2 separate regions of the Homo sapiens genome follow, and region 1 is linked to region 2. Evidence: chromatin loops called from intact Hi-C (ENCODE). Cell type or tissue: PC-3. All regions are shown on one strand.

Region 1 (2,500 bases), 600 kb after region 2:
AGAATGCAATAGAAATTAGTCGCAGAAATCAATCATGGAGAAAGGAAATGTTCTCAGTGAGGTGTTTCAAATATGCAGCGTACAAGACTTAAGTGGAAGACTCACTTATAAAGTAGCTGACTCGCCCAGCAGAGGCACCCATTTTTATACTTTCCCCTTTCACCTTTCTTGTGGATAAAGCCAGTGTGATGGCTGGAGCTTCAGGAGCCACGTTGGACTATGAGGCACCTTGAAGACAGAAAGGTGTGCACTGAAAATGCTAAAGCTGAATGACGGTGGGAAGGTGGGTCCTGGGAAGTGATGGAAACCCCGTGCCAGCCTTGGAATGCCCACATCTGTCTAGTTTCATCTGAGAGAATAAAACATTATATATGTTCCAGCCATTGTTGTTTTGGCTTTTCTGCTATATATAGTTAAAGGTTTCCTATACATATATCAGAGAACCATTGGGATTCAATTTTAGTCACTTATTATAATTCAACGAATGCACTTTACTTCTCTGAGCAATGTTATGCCTTCATAAAGCCAATAAAACAGCGTAATTGTTGAAGAAATTGTGCAAATATAGAATACAATCATTCAAGGCAACCTAGTCTCTTAGCCTGCGAGTGTTCTAGATGTATACAAGACAAATGCATTCATTCAAATATTCAACAAATATTTGTTGAGTACCTACTACTATGTGTCGTGTATTGTGTTAGGTTCACTAAAACACAGTAGGAAAGAGCTGGAATTGGAATAAATGCTTTGAATTCTGACTCACTGCTTATTAGTTGTGACCCTGAGCAAGGTGTTTAACCTTTCTGAGCTTCAGTTTTCTTAATAGCACTTAGTTCTCAGAGGTGTGTGAATATGGAATGAGAGGTAGATAAATGTCTGAACAGAGTTGCTCAGCGGTTACAGTAACACAGTTTTGCTAGCTACCATGTCTGCAATGTGATCCTTTCCATCAAGGAGCCCCCTCGTGGGAGAAACACAGATAAACAGATAATACAGTGAAACTTGGAAGGTGCCGTAACAGAAGGGTAAGCAGAGTGGTTTGAGAATCTGGAGAAGTGGGTCACTAGCTCTGTTTAGGTGAGTTGAAATCAGGTTGCATTATAGTCATTGGAAGCATTCACTGGATATTTCCAGTTTTCCTTCTCCTGACACATGGTAGAGTTGTCTTGAAGAGTCAGTACAAGTCTCTAGATGAAGAAAGAGGTTTCAACACTCTAGGGCAAATGAAATTTTTATGCAAAGCCGAGTCATAAAAGGATTAAAATTTGGTGATAGGATCAGTGCAACTGTGACCAACGCTGGGTTCATGGGGTGGTAGAAGGCAGAAGGTGAGTCTGGTTAGGTAGATAGGGTTGTATATTTAGGGCACCTTTGTGCAAGGTGAATTTCCCCAGAGTAATTTGAACTTGAAAACCACTCATCAAAATCTCCTGATTCAATAAATAAGAAGGCTGGAGAAATGTCACAAACTTCTTTGGAAAGGCGTATGGGACCTAAGAGTGATCTACATAGCCAATTTGTTGCTCATCTATAAAGACAACAGGCAAATTACCTCTCAAATATGAGAGAGCTCAGGGAACAGAGCATATTAAAAAGTGTCTGGAAAGAAGTTTTGAGTTGTTTGTTTTCAGTAACAAAATCCAAGCAATTAATAGATGGTTAAAAAATAAGCATGTTCAAAGAACGGGTGGCATGAAATGGATCAATGTAAATGAAGGATAAGTATTTTAAACTCATAGGAATTACATTACAGAAAAAATGTATTTTTTTACCTTGAAAATGCAGAAAATAATGTAACTGACAAATGTTAAGGTGGGGAAAAAGGAGAAAGGAGAGGTGAATGGAAATGAGATGATGAATGTCCTCAGATTTCAAAGGAAGAAGTGAAGCAATGCTGTATAGCATTTAAATGGTATTTTTAAAAATGCTTCTAACTTGTTGCATACCTTTCCTCAAGGGATCTTTTAGGAAATAGTAACTCTTGGTAGATAAACATTTGTTTTTAGGTTCAGCAATTCTTTGTCTTTTCATTTTATGTTCTCCTCCTTACTTGAGCTAGGTGCACTTTATGTGCTCTAGGAAGGCTTAGGTGCAGACACAGGGAGGGGTGGAGCGGGAGGGACAGGGCCTTGAAGATGTGTCTGGGGAATTAGGCAGAAGCCAGTTCATATAGTGCCTTATGTCTCAGGCCTACCACGTTCAGGAACTTTGACTTTTCCTAAAAGATAATGGGTGAGTGGGGAGGAAGGAGAATTTGAATTATACATGCATTTATTTTTTTTTTCTTTTTTGAGACAGGATCTAGCTATATTGTGCAGTTTGGCCCCCAACTCTTGGGCTCAAGTGACCCTCCCAACTTAGCCTCCTAAGTAGCTGGGACTACAGGTGCCAGCAAGAGGGCCCGGCTATTTGATAAAGATCACTTTGTCACTTTGGCTGTCCTGTATTTAAAAACCTCTTTAAGCAACATGATTTAGAGCTGCTCTATCAGCATGATCTT
Region 2 (2,500 bases):
TTCTCATGGATAGTTCAGGCCATTCTTTTAGAATGTAGGAGAGGTTAAACATAAGCTATGGAAGGAAAAGCATTCAGTGCTGGTGCTCAGCACTGGGGCTGGTTATATGACTATTAAAGTTTACACAGTTTGATCCTGAGGTTAGTAATCCATTTTCTTCTGAATGAATTCAATGACTTTTATGGAATTTCTTTCAAGTTTTAAATCTTTTACTTTACCTTCTTTATGCTTAAAGACATTTTTATTTTCACCGTGAAATAGCTTTCTTACCAAATAATACAGTGTGTGGCTAATTTACCCTTCAGGGTCCTTAAATTAACTAAAGTTCATTTTTTGTTCAATTTTCATAGGAGAAAATTATTGCACAAATTTTGCAGAAAGGTTCAAAATGTTCTCCTTGGCTGTTTGGAACAATGACATCGAGGAGATTAAACTGCTCAGTAATTCACTGCTTTAGTTATTTCTGGTTGAAATATAATGTGCTATAATGTACAGTGAGTTGTGTATAGGAAGCAAGGTTGTTTCTTGCGTAATTCTACTCCATTACTATTCCATAGCCTTATATGTAGGATTTCACAAATTCTATGTTGCCCAAACCAGTTCATTTTCTATAGATTCTTGGATATGCAATTTGAAGTATACAAAACCATGCAGATTCTAAGAGTGGTGGACACACATATAAGAAAGATATGATTGTGCAGATGATGGATGTGACTGCAGTCTGAGAAGAAATATTTGCAGCAAGGAATTGTAGTGCTTACTGTGCCAGGCATTGTCTGAGTCATCTAATTCTCACAACACTATAAGGCATCTTCTCCACTTATCTCCATTTTACAGGTGGAAAAACTGGGGCACAGGGAGATTAATCTACTTGCTCAAAGCTGCTGTGCTCGTGCGGGACAGAGAATGACTTGAGTGCAGTAACTCTGTCTCTAGAGTCTCTTCCCCTAGCTACCTATGCAATGCTGCTCAGACAGCAAGAGAAAAAGAGACAGAAAAAAAAAAAGTCTTTTAAAATTAATATTTGTTCACTGAGGGGCAACGAGTAATAGTCATAAGAGTTTAGTTGAAGAGAATTTTCCCATAAACTCAAGAATGCCAAATGAACTTTATACTGATGATGGGTATGTATAATTCTGGGATACAGTGTCTAGGCTACTTGGCCCTTAAAATTAATATTGACTAAATGTTTAATTGTCTGTTCCATTCTAGACATAAAGATCCCATTAATTCACAACATTTTTTTCCATCTCATGTGATGATGTGGCTAATATTATTATGCTAATTATTTCTAGTTGCTTGGTTTCAAAAACTATGAGACCCGATTCAAATGGTGAATGAGAGTCCTTGGCTCCTTTAGGCCACTAGGGTGCTCCATTGCTCTGAATGGCATCTCAGCGTCTGGTTGAGTTTATCCAGAATAAAGTGAAATCACATGAGCATGTTATTCTCTACTCACTGAAAAAGATCAGGAAGACAGGGTCTTGACAAAAAATGCAGTACATCTCAGAAATCTGGAGAAGAAAGTGGAAGACAGCCAGGCCGAATTAACGAAAATCAGACTCAAAATATTTTTTAAAAATTCAGTTTTATTACATTCTGATACAGTGCATCCTTAGCTTATAAGTTATAAACAGGTACTAAAAATGATGTCAACAAAAAAGCTGTAATGTACAGTATTTCTTTGCATATAGTAGGTGGCTATTAAATAGTTGTTTGAGGTAAAATTTACCTATAAAAGAGCAGTTTGACATACAAATCTATTTGATAGAACTAGCTCTTGTGGCATTTTTACTTAATAAGGATCACATAAGCTAAATGGAAGTCACTATTAATTTCAAATATTTTATTTGATTACATAAATATTCTGAATAAGAACATTATGAGTTTGGAGTGAGAGTATTTTATAAACAATTTTTTTACAATATACTTTTATTCCATAGGGCCATTTGTTTACAAAATAATTGTTTTTCAAGTTTTCCTTATGGAAAATTTCAAACATAGACAAAAGTATAAAGAATAGATTAATGAACCTTCTCTGTGGCCCATCCTATTTCATCTCTACTCCTGCCCATTTCCCTCCTCTGGCACTGGATCATTTTTAAGTGCATCCCAATGTCAAATCAGCCAGGCATGGTGGTTCATGCCTATAATCCAAGCCCTTTGGGAGGTTGAGGTGGAAGGATCGCTTGAGCCCAGGTGTTCAGGACTAGCCCTGGCAAAGTAGCTAACCAGGCCTTGTCTCTACAAAAAAAACAATAATGATAATAAAATAGCCAGGCATGGTGGCATGTGCCTGCGGTCCCAGCTACTTGAGAGGCTGAGGTGGGCAGATCGCTTGAGCCTGGGAAGTGGAGGCTACAGTGGCCGTGGTTGCTCCACTACACTCCAGGTTAGACCACAGAGCAATACACTGCCCAGAAAGAAAGAAAGAAGAGAGAAAGAAAGAAAGAGAGAAAGAGAAAAAGAGAAAGAAAAAAAGAAAGAGAAAAAAGAAAAC

Evidence for each region. Peaks named below come from ENCODE experiments on the same cell type or tissue, not always from the same donor. Only the 100,000 strongest peaks of a DNase experiment are listed, where the experiment ranks them.
Region 1: a loop joins it to region 2, with 5 times the contacts of the local background. A loop is called at or near these places in 4 of 110 quality-filtered maps.

What each region holds. Positions count from the first base shown.
Region 1 is chr13:109,746,759-109,749,258 of GRCh38, forward strand. No RefSeq gene overlaps it. Among named protein-coding and RNA genes, the nearest start is that of LINC00676, 20 kb to the left of the region's middle. In PC-3, a CTCF peak has its summit at 963 (motif pointing left); no DNase peak of the experiment used is centred here.
Region 2 is chr13:109,144,376-109,146,875 of GRCh38, forward strand. All of the region lies in intron 32 of MYO16 (myosin XVI), which reads left to right. Among named protein-coding and RNA genes, the nearest start is that of MYO16-AS1, 22 kb to the right of the region's middle. In PC-3, a CTCF peak has its summit at 1,367; a DNase peak (open chromatin) is centred at 1,376; H3K27ac peaks cover 1,043 bases.